2 separate regions of the Homo sapiens genome follow, and region 1 is linked to region 2. A link is an interaction called in ENCODE POLR2A ChIA-PET data of the cell type or tissue named here. Cell type or tissue: GM12878. All regions are shown on one strand.

Region 1 (8,000 bases), 140 kb before region 2:
TCTATTGCAATCTCATGTTTTTCTGTTCTGCTCTACCGATCTATTTGATTATTTATTTCTAGTATATCAATTTGAATGCATCATGTCATAGTGTTTTGTAATATAAGTATTCTTTTTCTTTTTGTTACATGTTCTACTATATCTAAATATTTATTCTTTTATATTAACTAACTGATTAAAAAGTAATAATGAATAGTTAGTCCAATTCTATCCCTTCTTTTAAAATATTGGGAGTATTGTTATAATTTAATTCATATATTAGTTTTAGACAATTATAGATTTCTAAATTTTTAAATAAACATTTTATATTAGTGCTTATACTAAATTAAAACATGTTGTAAGATCTTCATTATTAAAATATTAAAACTCCTATTTATCAAATTGTTTTTTTATTTTCACAGCCTAAGAAACTAAGTTGTAAACTATGTAACCATGTGGGAAAAGAAGTTATCATTGAGGAAGTAAAGAGAAACTAGGAAATACTGGTTTGTTTCCCTTTCCAGGAAAACATTAAATAGCTGTTGCTATATGTTATCCCTTTTAACATCATCTTTCTAAAAGTGAAATAACTTTATATTGAATAAAAATTTATGAATTTACTCATAAATAGTGATAACAATTAGGAATCTACAAGTTGATTTTTTAGGTCAAAACAAGAACAACCATCCATAATGCTTTGAGGCCTTTTCTTGTATTTTGATGCAGTATAGTCACCCCTCAGTATCCATGAGTTTTGCATTGGTGGATTGAAAATATTTCAAAAATATTTTAAAAATTTGCACCTTTGCTAAAGTACAGGCATTTCTTTTATCCTCATTATTCCCCAACCAATACAGTATAATAACTATTTAGACAATGTTTGCATTGTATTATTATAACTAACCCAGAGATGATTTAAAGTATATTGGAGGACGTCCATAGGTTATATGTATTATGCCATTTTATATAAGAGACCTGAGCACCTGTGGATTTTGGTATCTGAGACTCGTCCTGGAACCAATATCCTACAGATACCAAGTGATGACTCTACTGTTTTGTCTTTGTCGTATTTGCTTTTTCATTTGGCTTATCCTTGTAACAACAAAATATGTGAAGAAGATCCTTTGTATCTATTTCATTTTCTAACTGATAGTACAGTTTATTTCTCTCAGGGATCCCACTTGCTTGTTTTATTTTCTCTTTTCACAGGAGAATTTTTTCACATAAAAGATGCACTGCATTAACTGATTTATCATATTCCCTAAGCTTGCCTCCACTAGTACCAATGTAGTTAGCATATTCAGTTTCCATTTTGAAGTTTGGAGAAATATCCAATACCTTAGCATTTTTTATAAGTAAAAAGAGAAACTAAAATTCAAGTTATAACTCTTCCATGTTTGTTCATTTTCATTGTTTCATTTGTTACAACTTTAGTAATAAATTTGAAATTAGTTTTCCATTTTCTGTTTCCAGCCCCTTTTTTTCAGATTACTTCATTCCCTATCAGCTCTCTTTCAAGTTATTTTTCCCCTTTTGTACTTTGAAGTGTTTTTCTTTTCAGGTTTCTGTCCTGGGCAAAGTTTTAATCTCATTCCAAGCCTCTTCTTTGACAATCTCATTCACTCTGTTATCTCTGGTTTGCTGAATTCTCAATTGACATCCCTGGTTCCAATTTCTATGGTGAAATGCAGACTTCAACATCAGATTTCCTACCACACAACTCTCTGCATGGACCAATCACCTAAGTCAGCATGTTTACAATGTGAGTAAAATCACCATATGCCTCACAAATATATCCGTTTTTTTTGTTGTTGTTGTTGTTGTTTTGTAATGACACCACCATTTTCTTGGCTGTTAAAGCTGGAAACCTGAGTGTCATTCCCAACTATTTACTTTCCTTTTACTCCAATATCCAGGAAACTATAAATCTTGTTTAATTTGCCTTCTATTCTTTTATTATCAAACCTGGTCAGCTTTTTATTGTCACACTGACTACCATCATGTAAATCAATATTATCTCTTACCTTGATTATTGCAATGGCATCCAAATTGATCTGGCTTCCCTCTAACCTATTGCCCATACTCTAATTATGTCATTCTCAGTCTTAAAATATGTGTGTGATTCTATGTTGCACTTACAGCAACCCCATTATCAAAACTCCAGATTCTTTTTTCTGGATGCATTTTTAGTTCTTGAACATCTTTCCTTTGATGTGCCTAGCCTTGCACGTCTTGACAAACTGGACTGAACTACTTAAAAATTTCCAGACACAAAAATTTCTAGACACGGCATGTTTTTTTCGTACCTCCAGGCTTATTTACATGCTTGTTCTTAGAATAGCCTTCTCCAGTTTGTGCTAAATGCTATACATTCTTCACGTTTTTTTATGTTAATTTTTTCCAAACTTACCATAAATTCCCCTGTTCAATTCAGCCTGTCTTGGTTCTATCCAAAATCTACTATTGAGTAGTCATAGCAAATTAATCTTTCAGTCCTCAGATTTCTCGTCTATAATATGTGGGATAGTGTCTCTTAGAATTGTTTCATGGATTAATTGATATAATGCATATAAAGAATGTAGTATACAATTAAGAAGTAAACGTTAATAGTTTTATTATTTTAATAAATACAATTACTTCTTACATTTTGTATGTCTTGCATTAATCTTAGCAGAGACTTTATCTGATTTATTATCTGTAATTATATGCCTTCCATGTAAAAGTAGGAGTTCAAAAATAAATTTGTGTATATGAATGGAAGAAGGGATGTGGAATGACAGAGGTTGGAAAATGTCTTATTTTGCTAATTTTACTTTTTACCATGAAAGCTCTTAGGTCATATAATTAACACAAATCAAAGATGAGTTTTATAACTTGAGCCAGATTTTGGATGTGAAAATATTTTTAAGCATCTCTCCTTATGAATTTTGATAGTTGGAAACTTTGAGGAATAAAAATAAAACTCTTAAGTCCCTCAACCAACTAAACAGGTCATCTCTTGGTCAGTGACACACCAGAGAAAACCTGGAAGCTGAGTTCTCTGCCATGACTCGATGGGAGGTCATACATGACTTGTTTATACCCTTCCCCTGCTAACCACCATTAATCATTATTCCCCAAGAGCTAAACAGAAGCTAGCCCTTTCAAAAGACTCCACCATTAGTATTAACTAACTCCTTGACATTGCTCCTCCCTTTTTGCCTCACAAGAAATGAGTGGTTCTAGCCAGTCTACAGAAAACTCACAGTAAGGGCTTTTGTGTCATCTGCTCCACCTTTTGACATGAGAGGGCTTAAAACTCCACCCACAGATCATGCTAACACCCCCATTTTTTGAACATGGGTCCCATGGGGAGAAACAAAGCTCAATTGCACGTGTGTTTGTTTCTCCTTTCATAAATATTCATGGCCTTCCGTGGCTTATTAAATATGTATATTTGGCCACCTTGTTCAGCATAAATCCCTGTCTTATTCTTCCCAACCTCAAATTATCTAGTTTCTGCTTCTGGCCAGAAGCTATGCTTCCCAGCTTCTCAGAATGGCCACCCTGCAGCCTGTAACCCTTTATGAGAAGTAAAGCTCTCCTTTCAAAATTGATGAACCTTCTCTTTCTTCAGCTGACACCTTTAAACTCTACATGTAGTTGTATGTCTTAGGAAATAAAATATCTTCTGAAAATCAACCCCCTTTTTAGGGTATTGCAAAACATTTAACTCATAAATAGCTTAATTCCTTAGCAGCAAGCAATGTTCTCAACAGCAAATATTAAGGTACATGAGGCAGAATGCACTGGAGTTGAGTTTGATCCACAGTCGTGAACTCTCTAGAAGTACCTAGAATCTCCTATTTTGTCTCTTTATCGAATGTGTCTAGGTGAGCAGAAAAGAGCTATTGTCATCAGAGCATATTCAAAGGCTTTCAGAATGAAGATCCAGTATATTAAAGCCATTAGTGGCTTAGAATTCAGGGAATGACTGTCTCCTTCTGCTAGCCATTTTCTTAATAGATACAGAGATTTGTTGCTGTTCTTCTTTTAAAGTTTTAATGATTGAAATATTTATGTTTACAGTTTTGGTGAACCCAAGTATGATCTGCAAAATTCTAGAGTTCAAAATAAAAACCATCTGATGGATTTTAAAACCAAAAAATGTAGCAACAGGAGAATTAATACTTCAAGAACATGAGGTAATTTGGCTAGAGACAAAAGTGAGAATAGTGACCACAAGATAAATAAGATAAAAACTACCAGTATTAGAAATGACAAGAAAATAAGTAAATACAACTGGAAATAAAAATTATTTTTAAAAAAATTTTAGATGCGGGGGAATACATGCACAGATTTGTTACATGGATATACTGTGTAATGCTGTGGTTTGGGCTTCTATTGAACTCATGACCCAAATAGTGAACACAGTACCTAAAAGGGAGTCCTCAACCATGCCTCCTCTCTGTTCCTCCACTTTTGGAGCTTCCATTGTCCATTGTTCTAATCTTTATGTCCATGTGTACCCAGTGTTTAGCTTCAGCTTGTAAGTAAAATCGTACAGTATTTGATTTTCTGTTTCTGCATTAAGTCACTGAGGATAATGGTGCATCCATGTTGCTATAAAGAATAAGATTTCATTCTTTTGCTGCCTGGATACTATTCCATGATGTATATGTACCATATTTCTTTATCCAATCCACCACTGATGGCCACCTAGGTTGATTCTATGTCTTTGCTCTTTTTTTTTTTTTTTTGAGACAGAGTCTCACTCTGTTGCACAGGCTGGAGTTTAGTGGTGCGATCTCGGCTCACTGCAACCTCCACCTCCCAGGTTCAAGCAATTCTCCTGCCTCAGCCTCCTGAGTAGCTAGGATTACAGGTGTGTGCCACCACGCCCAGCTAATTTTTGTATTTTTTAGTAGAGATGGGGTTTCACCATGTTGGCCAGGCTGGTTTCGAACTCCTGACCCCGTGATTTGCCTGCCTCAGCCTCCCAAAGTGTTGGGATTACAGGCGTGAGCCACCGCGCCCAGCTCCATGTCTTTGCTCTTATGAATTGTGCTGTGATAAACATGCAAGTACACGTGTCTTTTTGGCAGAATGATTTATTTTCCTTTGGGTATATAGCCAGTAATGAGATTGCTGGATCAAATGGTAGTTCTACTTTTAGTTATTTGAGAAATCTTCACACTGCTTTCAACGGGAGCTGAAATAATTTACATTTCTACCAACAGCAGATAAGCTTCCCTTTTCTCCATAACTTCACCAACTTCTATTATTTTCTGACTTTTTAATAGTAGCCGTTATGACTGGTATAAGAGGATAGCTCGTCATGGTTTTAATTTGCATTTCTCTGATGATTATTAATATTGAGCATTTTTTTCATATGTTTGTTGGCAGACTATATGTCTTCTTTTGACAAGTGTCTGTTCATGTCCTTTGTCTACTTTTTGATGTTTTTTTTCCTATTGATTTGCTTAAGTTCTTTACAGATTCTGGATATTAGTCATTTTAACATTACCTAGCTTCAAACTATACTACAAGGCTATAGTAATCAAAACAGAATGATACTGGTACAAAAATAGATCTATAGACCAATAGAACAAAATAAAGACCCCAAAAATAAAGCTTCACACCTACAATCAACTAATATTTGACAAAGATGACCAAAAGAAAAACACAGGGAAAAACACCCCATTCAATAACAGATGCTAGGAAAATTGGCTAATCATATGCAGAAGAATGAAACTGGACCCTACCTCTCACCATATTAAAAAAATAACTAGAGATGGACTAAAGACTTAAATATAAGACCTCAAACTATAGAAATCCTAGAAGAAAGCCTAGAAAATACTCTTCTGTACAATAGCCTAGGTGAGGAATTCATGACTAATACCTCAAAAGCAAATCAAACAAAGACAAAAATTGACAATTGGCACCTAATTAAAATAAAGAGTTTCTAAACAGCAAAAGAAACTATAAACAGAGTAAACATGCAATCTACAGAACAAAAGAAAGTATTGTGAAAAACCAAAGTTCTTAAAATTAAAAACTCAATAGATGTTAAAGACTAAATTAGTCTTAGATGAAAAGGTACTAATGAATTGGAATATATATCTGAGATTACTCAAAATGGAACACAGAGTGGAAAGGCAATATGAGAATTGGAAAAAAGGCACATAGATAACAGAATGAAAATGTTCAACTTAAAAAAAAATTAGAAGCAATGAGGAAAAGAAAATGAATGAGAATTTTCCAGAATTAATGAAAAAATTTTATATTCAAAATGAAAAAAACATATTGAAAAAAACCATGTTGAATAAGAAGAAAAACCCAGCTATACATATTGTGGCGAAAATGCAAAACACATACACACACACAGAAAATCTCAGAGAAGGCAACTAAAAGTATTAGGTCCTCTCTCTGTATCAGATGTGTGTGTGTATGTGTGTGAGTGTGTGCATGTGCATGTTCATTGTGGTGTATTTATGTATGTCTATATGCTTTTGTTTGTGCCAGTCCCCTCACTGGCCATAAGCTCAAGATTGAAAAATTAACACAGCTTGAAAAACAAAAACTTTAGAAATGAACCATGGGGAGTACCCACATGTTACCACATGTATTTGTCTGTTCTCACACTGCTATAAATATACTACCTGAGACTGAGTAATTTATAAAGGAAAGAGTTCACAGTTCTGAATGGCTGGGGAGGCCTCTGGAAACTTAACGATCATGGTAGAAGGTGGAAGGTGAAAGGGAAGCGAGGACCTTCTTCCCATGGCAGCAGAAGAGAGAAGAGTGAGGAGCAAAGAGGAAAGAGCCCCTTATAAAGCCATCAGATCTCGTGAGAACTCACTCACTATCACAAGAACAGCATGGAGGAAACTGCCCCCATGATCGAATCAACCTCTCACCAGATTTCTCCATAGACATGTGGGGATTATGGGGATTACAATTCAAAATGAGATTTCGGTGGGGACAGAGTCAAACTATATCACAACAGTATGTTGCACACAGAGACTTTTACTGAAAGATCTCAGACATTGTGTATTTGCATATTTTAGAAAACGTGTTTAGTTTTCAGTAATTTGTATATCTTTGGACCTCTGTGAAATATATTGACTTAGATAACTTAGACATGTAACTGTTAAAAGGGGGTCTTGTTTTTCTATTTCCTTAGATCTAACCTGACAAAATATATAGACATTTTTTTTGTTTTGTTTTGATTCTCAAATGCTCAACTCATGCTTAGTTATGAATGGCTTCTGACGTGCTGGTGCTGACAGGTTCCCATGTAAACTGGACAGACGAAATTTTATTTGTGATTGAATGTATTTTTGTTAGAGGCAAGTAAACAGTTGACATAAAGCATTACTCACTCATTCAATCCTTGAAGCTTCGTAAAACAAAAATAAATTATTTGGTAAATTTTGTTTATGAGTTAATTATAAATTAGTGAGCACATGAATTTAATCTCCTGAAACTCATCAAATTATTTTATCATTATAAAAGGGGGTTTATAGTCTATTAAACAGTAATTCTTTAATAGAAAAGGAATGTATGGCCCACTTTACCTATCATATAGATTAAAGGCTTCAATAATTTTGCAAACTATTCTTGAAAACAAAATTAAGAGTCCATTAGCACTTCACACCCCCAACAATAGAAACATTAACATATACAGCAATTCCAAACTGGCAGAGTAATGATCTCTATGAACACTCTCCCCAGAGAAACAGCCATTATCTGGTTAAATAACACACACACACGCACACACGCACACACACACACACACACACACACACACACACCCGACACCATACCACACAGAGTTGTCCCTTGGCATCCATGAATGACTGGTTCCAGGACCTCCTTCAGATGCCAAAATCTGAGGATGTTCAATTCCCTTATAGAAAATGGCATAATATTGGCAAATAAACTATGCCCATTCTCCTGTATACTTTTATTTATTTTTATTTTGAAACAGAGTCTTGCTCTCTGGAATACAGTGGAGCTGTAAAAGCAGAAGGCTCTGA
Region 2 (8,000 bases):
GGGAGAGGAAGGGGAAAAATATCTTTAAGTGCCTAATAACAGCTGTGCCTTAAACCACCATCACCTGTGGGATTTCTCAATTACGTAAGTCATTAAATTCCATTTCTTAAGTTGGAGTTGGGTTTCTAACACTTGCAAATGAAAGTATCCTAATTGTACAGATGATGAAAGTGTTTCCATGAGGAATTTAATTACTAAACTACCAGACAACAGTCTCTTGGTGTGCCTTACATTTAGAAACATGCTTTAATTTTCAGCCTGAGCCAAATTTACTCTCTAATGTATTCAACAAAACAAGTTCATGTTTTACATTCCTGAATCTCAAAACATGTGCTTTCTCTTGAATAATTACAGATGTGACTGCTGGTGATCTTGTTATAATGGCTGTCTTGGTATGGATTGATCAAATTCAGATTAGTGTTTTACTTTATTATTAAAAACACTTGGTTTGAACTTGTTACATTAGTGATTTTAAATCTGAACACTTTCTGAAAACCTGTTTCATGTTTTGGGCACACCGCAAGTAAACAGATTCAATGTAGATGGAAAAAAAACAAATTTTCCTTTCCTTCTCATCCTTCCTACTGCTCCCTGCCATCTTTCAAATTTCTTATCTCTTCCTTTTTTTGTTGTTGTTTTTTTTTTTTTTTGAGACAGAGTTTCACTCTTGTTCCCCAGGCTCGAGTGCAATGGCATGATCTCAGCTCACTGCAACCTCCACCTCCTGGGTTCAAGCGATTCTCCTGCCTCAGCCTCCTGAGTAGCTGGGATTACAGGCATGTGCCACCATGCCCAGCTAATTTTTTTTTTTTTTTTGTATTTTTAGTAGAGACAGGGATTCTCCGTGTTGGTCAGCCTGGTCTTGAATTCCTGACCTCAGGTGATTGCCTGCCTCGGCCTCCCAATATTCTGGGATTACAGGTGTGAGCCACCGTGCCCAGCACCTCCTCTTTCTTTTAATTGTTATTCTTGAACCAAATAGTGGACACCATTTAAACCAAAATCTATTTTTTGAATCAACTTGGAATTAAGCAGTTTGTCATATTTTCTTCACACTGTAAAAATCCAGTTATCAAATTATCCAGTAGATATTACATGCCATCTTCATGGGAATTTTTAAACATATAAAACATTGCAAAGGAGATATTGGGGTTAAAATATATTGAATCATTGGGCTAATAAAATAATTTGAAAATGATGGTATGCATTCTTAAACTGTTTTATTTTCTGATAACATTTTCATAAAATTTCAGACAAGCCATCACAAAATTGAATGTTTCAATGTGCAGCATTATTTCTGTATCAATATCTTTATATATCTATATATTTTCTTATGATAAATAAGACTTTTCAGTTTTGAGTAAGGCTGATGGTGATAACAGTTCCTAAATCTAAAATGGTAAGCTCCACTTACCTACCTCATGCAAATCCATTTTGTTTTCTTATTTTGATTTTTTTTAGTTGTACAAAATTATAGGGTACATGTGAAGTTTTATTACACATATCTAGTGCATAGTAAACAAGTCAGTTAGTTTCCATCGCCTGAGTACAATACATTTTTGTTAACTGTAGTCAACCTACTCAACTGTAAAACATTTAATTAGCTCCTTCTTTCTAACTGTATGCTCATACCCTTCAACACACTTCTCTTAAGCCTTCCCTATATCCCCCACTCACCCTTCCCAGTCTCTGTCTTCCCACTCCTTATCTCTACATGATCAAATGTGTTCACTCCCACATATAAGTGAGAAAACATGTTATATTTGTCTTTTGGTGCCTAGCTTATTTCACTTAACATAGTGATTTCCTCTATCCATGTTTCTGCAATCCATACACAATGCAATAGTACATGACCATAAAAAATAATGAAATGTATATGTAAGTGATATATATACACATATATTTAATAACAGATGTACATATTCATATTTATAAGTATATATTACATAAATATATACATATATATTTATAAATGCATTTATACATAAATATATTTCATTATATAGAAGTCATATATATTTAATTTCACATTGGAATATATATATATTTTTTATCCACTCATCCATTGATGGACATGGGTTGAATTCATATATTTTCTACTGTCATTAAAGCTGTAATAAGCTTGTGAATACAAATATCCCTTTGATACACTGATTTCTTTTCCTTTGGGTAGACACCTAGTACTGGGATTTCTAAATCAAATGGTAACTCAGTTTTTAGAGAAATCACAAGTTTTCAATAATGGCTGTGGTAATTTATATCCACACCAATAACATACTGTATATAAGACATGTTTTATTTTCCTCCACATGTTTGACAAAATCTGCAACTTTTTGTCTAAGTTATAATGAACCAATTTTCATTTTGTTGGCCCTGTGCATTTTTTAAAAAATTCTGTTTCATTTAGTACTGCTCCGTACTTAATTATTTCTTTTCATCTGCTATTTGGGGTTTGGTTTGTTCTTGATTTTCTAGTTCCTTCAAGATCATTGTTAGATTGTTATCTTTCTACTTCTTTGATGTAGGCATTTATTCCTACAAACTGTTTTTATGGTATCTCACAGGTTTTGGCATGTTGTGTTGCCAATTTCACTCGTTTCAAGAAATTTTTAAAACTTCCATCTTAATTTATTCATTAACACAATAGTGATTCAGGAGAATGTTGTTTAATTTGTATGTGTTTGTAGTTTCCAAAGTTCCTCTTTGTATTGATTTTTACTTTTATTTTGCACTCTACAAAGATAGTTGATGTGATATTATGTTTTTTTTTTTTTTAGATTTGTTGAGGCTTCTTCTAACATACAGTCTATCCTGAAGAATGTTCCATGCACTGATTAGAAAAATGTGAATTCTGTAGCTGTTGAAAAAATGTTCTGTAAATGTTAGTTAGGTCCATTGGTCTAAAGTCCAGTTTAAATCTAAAGTGTTTTTATTTTTTGCTTAGATGTTCTGTTTAATGCTGGGAGTGGGGTGTTGAAGTCCCCCACTATTATTGTATTGTAGTGCACCTCTCTTTTTAGATCTAGTAATATTTGTTTTATAATTCTGGTTCCTCTAATGTTGGCTGCATATATATTTAGAATTGTTTTATCCTTTTCCTGGATTGGTGCCTTTATCATTATAATGAGGCCCATATAAGGCATCAATTCAAAAAAAGGATATGCTTTGTCTTTTTAAAAATGTTTTGACTTAAAGTTTGTTTTATCTAATATAAATAAAGCTACTTCTTTTCACTTTTGGTTTCTTTTCATGGAACATCTTTCCATGCCTTTGCTAGCAGTCTATATAAGTTTTTCTGATAAGGTGAACTCCTTGTAAGCAGCAGATAGTTAGATCAATTTTTTAAATTCACTAAATCTTTGTATATCTTTTATATAGAGAATTTAATCCATTTTGTCTAAGGTTAATATTGATATATATAAGGCTTTGTTTTTGTCACATTGCTAATTGTTTTCTAGCTGTTTTACATATTTTCTGTTTCTTTCTTTTTATCTTAATATTTGTCATTGTGGTTTGGTGGATTTCTGTAGTGATACCACTTGAGTCTTTTCTCTTCCTCTTTTGTGTGATTGCTTAACCAGGAGTTTTATACTTTTCTGTGTTTTCATAATGGTAAATATCATCCTTTGCTTCCAGGTATAGGACTCCTTTGAGCATTTCTTGCAGAATCAGTTTAGTGGTAACAAATTCTCTCAACATTTGCTTCTCTGGGAAATACTTTATCTTCCGTTTATTTGTAAAGGATAATTTTGCTGAATAATATTCTTGTCTGTCATGATTTTCTTTCTGTACTTTGAATGTAGTATCTGATTTCCTTCTGCCCTGTAAGGTTTCTGCTGTGAAATCTGATGGGGTTTCCTTTATAGGTGACTAAAAACTTTTCTCTTGCTGCTTTTAGGCTTTGCTCTTTGAGTTTAGACAGTCTAGTTATAATGTGCCATGAAGAAGACCTTTTGCATTGTATCTGCTTGAATATCACTGAGTCTCCTGTCTCTGGATGTCTAAATCTCTTGCTAGGCCTAGCAAGCATTCATCTATTATTTCGTTAAATAGGTTTTCTAATTCTTTAATTCTCTATTTGCCCTCAGGGATACAAAGAATTTAATATTTGGTGACTTTTTGTTGTCCCAAACATCATGGAGGCTTTGCTCATTCTTTTTTATGGTTTTTTTTCTTTATTTTTGTCTGACTGAATTATTTCAAAAGACCAGTCTTCATTTTCTATGATTCTTTCTTCTGCTTGGTCTGGTCTATTGTTGAAGCTTTCTAATGCATTTTGTATTTCTTTCATTGAATTCCTCAGTTTCTGAGTTTCTATTTGTTTCTTTTTAAAAATATCTATCTCTTTGGAAAATTTCCCATTTATATACTGAATTGATTTCCTGATTTATTTGTATTATTTTTCAGAATTATCTTGTATCTCACTGAGTTTCTTTAAAATTAATATGTTGAATTCTTTATCTGAGATTTTGAGAATTTCTGCTTGATTAAAAATCTATTGCTGCAAAATCATTATGTTCCTTTGCAGGTGTCAAATGTTCTTGCTTTTGCATTTTTCCTGTGTCCTTATGTTGATATCTGTGCATCTGGTGTAATAGCCATTTTTTCATATTTTTGAATGGACTTTTGTAGAGGATGACTTTTTCCCAAATATATATCTGTGGTGTTGATTGGGTAGGGCACTTTGGATTTGATTCTGTATACATGCAATAGTGTAGTCTCTGGATGATTTCTTTGACTGTAAACAGCATTAGAGGTATCTGTGATTTCCTTAGTGGGTTAGGGTGCAGTTATTAGTGGAGGTTGTAGTAAAGTAATACTGGGGATGGGGATGTCACGTAGCCAGTCTTCAGGCCCTAGTGATGGCAGCAGTGGGCTGAGCATTCTGATCCTTATGCCTTAGGGTGGCATACACTGGCACCTGTGGTAGTGGTTACTGGAGGGCCAATTCTTGGGCCTCCAGGTGGCTAGCTTGAATGCTGATAGTTGCAGAGATGGACCAGGCAGGTTTTCAATTTACTGGGTCCCTGGACAGCTTGTTTGTATACGCAATGCCAGTAGCATTAGCAGGATGATTCTTGAGTCCCAAATCATGTACACTGATGTTAGTAGTGGCTGCAGTGGGCTGGGTAGGCCAGTCTCTGGGCCCTCAGGTGGTGCTTGTAGGTAGGTGCCAGATAAGGTGGGAAGAGCCAGGAGTTTAAGCTGAACATTAGGCCCCCAAGAGGAGTGCTCAGGTGCCCAGGGTGGTGAATTGCTTTGGGCAATCTCTAGGACCTTGAAGCATGTGCTCTGTCTTAGAGATGGGGGCAAAGCTGGGTTTGGCAGGCTTGTGCTCAAGCCTCCCAAATGTGAGAACAGCCACTAGCCAAGGTTGGTGGGTTGAGGGTGATCCTCAGTACCCAGGTAGAATGCTGGGTGAGCAGTAGTGTTAGCCCCACTGAGGAAGGTGAGCCCAAACTCAGTGGCCACAGTCTAAGCTAGCTGGTGGGGAACACATGTCCCTCTCATGCCCTAGTCACAGTGGGTCTCATCTCTGAGCCCTGGTAGTGGTAGCCCACACCTAGCTCACACCTCAGGCCCAGCTACAGGAGACCCACCATAAGTCCCAGTGGTAACTCATGTCCCACTTGTGTCCCCTTCTCAGTCCTGGCAGCACTTGCTTCTCAACACCAGTAGCTGAAGCCCACACCTCACTGGCTTCTCAGCCTTGGCTGCAGCAGCCTATTCCCAGGTCATGGCCCAGTCCCAACAGCAACTGCCCAAGTTTTCCTAGCACTTCAGTGTAAGGGCTGCTGAGCCCAAGGACAATATGCAGTCTAATAAAGTCTGGGATTGAAAATGGTGTTTTGCTGTAGCCACCTATGACTCAGAAAGGGTGCGAGAACAAGTGCAAGCTCTCTCCCTAAAGCGGTTCCATCTCATTGTCTCCTGGCACCTCCTTATGTTAGTTTCAGGTCTTGAAAGGGTTGAGGGACTCCTGTTGCCAGGATTTCATGATTCCATGCTGGGAATGTGAGATGCTGGGAATCTCTCACTTACTCATTCCCTACATTGGGCAGTTCCTCCTGGCTTCCAGCTCATACCAGCCAAGCAGGCTGTCTCTCTTTTTTTGTTCCCTTGCTTTTGTTTCTTCCTGTCATTTTTCAGTTGAATTCCAGTGTTATCTCTTGGATAATGTATTTGAAGTATGATTACGCACTATTTTGGATCTTTTAAGTGGAGGAGGTGAGCGTGAAATGCTTCTAGTCAACCAATTTGAAGTCCACAATAGATAACTTCCATTTTCTTTAAGTTAGAACTGTTTAACACAGAGAAGAACAAAAGCTATTTTTCATTTAGTCAGTCAACATATGTCTATTGAATACTTATAATGTGTTAGACTCTGTGGTAAGAGGTAAAAATTGGAAATTGATAAGTCATTGTGTGGCATTCTAATAGAGTGAAATACATTGTATTCTAATATAATGAAATACATTAGTAGATTTGTAGGAAGTCTGGGAGAAGGAGGTCTTATATGTACTCCTGGGGATCTTTATCAAAGCATCCAATGCCCCAATTTTTTCTTCCCCAATGCTCATCCGCAGATCTATCAAAATTAGGAGTTATTCACATGAAAAAGCTTTCCAGGGCTTAATTTACTCCAAATTTTCCAAACTCCTCACCAATTTATAACCACTATATGGTGTTCCCAACAAGGTGTTCCATGAGAGCAGTGATATACAAATAGTTTTGTGTATGTAGAGTTGGAGAAGTAAGGGAAATTTCTTGTTGCTATTGTGATTATTCTTTCTGTATTTGAAGTGAGCCTTGAAGGACTAAAAGGGTAAAAACAGATGGGAAAGGGAGAAAAGAGCATTTCAGCTTATGGAAATATAAGCATAATAATTACTAACATTTATGAAGCTTTTACCATGTGCTGTACACATCCCTCAGGTCGTTGACATGGAGATAAAGGACAGTGGTTACATGAATTTCCTCTGGTTTCCTAGGTAATGAATGGTGGCGCTTGGATGTGGCTCCCAGCTTTCTGAAAGGATACTCCAAAAAGAATGTTCTAACCTCCAAAGTTGGTTTCCATAAGGGTAAGCACTTAGGGAATAATGATCAGTTTAAATGCACCAGTGTCACTACTCATTTTGGTTTATATGGTAAGATGCATAATGTATATAACATACATACATAAAATGTATATATGAAAATATGTATGTATAATATATCTCTCTCCATATATATATGCATATATATATATATGCATAGAATCTCCAGAACCTGGGGACCAAAATTTCTAGTTGCTTATCTTCATGGGCCAATGCATGCATGCACAGGTGCTTAGCAGCTGTGCATTAATGAACACCACTGATGAAATGATTCTTTAGGATGAAAATTTCTTCCAAAAATAAGATAGGTAGTTTTATTTTTTGACAGATTGCGATATGCAATATCTACTTTATAAGGAGAATAAAAAATCTAGTTTCAAAGTGTTGTTTTACATGTAAATGTGATGTCAAAAATATGCTTTTGCTCTGACTCTTCATAGGCCATTCTGTTCAGTCCCAAAGTCATTATCAAACTCCTTTGACTTTTTGTTATGTACTCCTCAATTTTATTTCATGCATCTTGAAGAAACAAAAGACGTTTCAAATATAAATAGAGAATGAAAGTCTAGTTGTTGCATATAGGCCAGGCACCTTATCTAGCTCTCTGTGTGAATTTCCACCTCACTGCTTGCTGAGACTCTGCAAGAGGCAGGCTTCATCAGTTCGAAAATACCACACTCTGTCTTGATAGCTCATCCTCCTCTCTGTTTGTCACAGATGTTTCCAAGTGCAATGAGATGTGATTTAAAGAAAAGTGCTAATTTTTAAAAAGGTAAAAATTCCAAATTGAGTAATCTGTATATGCATTGCTGCCAAGTATTGGTTTGAGCTGATTCAAAAGAATTCAATCTATGGACATACATATCTTAATATATTTAAGGTCAATAAGACACATAAAAA

Evidence for each region. ChIA-PET counts read pairs that join two places held together with the same protein. Peaks named below come from ENCODE experiments on the same cell type or tissue, not always from the same donor. Only the 100,000 strongest peaks of a DNase experiment are listed, where the experiment ranks them.
Region 1: POLR2A ChIA-PET joins it to region 2 with 5 read pairs; 2 of 35 experiments call an interaction of 5 or more read pairs at or near these places.

What each region holds. Positions count from the first base shown.
Region 1 is chr6:78,118,551-78,126,550 of GRCh38, reverse strand. The region is part of intron 2 of LOC105377865 (a long non-coding RNA gene); the gene reads left to right. Among named protein-coding and RNA genes, the nearest start is that of MIR10524, 420 kb to the left of the region's middle. In GM12878, no CTCF peak of the experiment used is centred here; no DNase peak of the experiment used is centred here.
Region 2 is chr6:77,982,434-77,990,433 of GRCh38, reverse strand. It overlaps LOC105377865 (a long non-coding RNA gene), which reads left to right. Exons shown (of 6, transcript XR_002956359.2): 3 at 6,993-7,085. Among named protein-coding and RNA genes, the nearest start is that of MEI4, 330 kb to the right of the region's middle. In GM12878, no CTCF peak of the experiment used is centred here; a DNase peak (open chromatin) is centred at 3,592.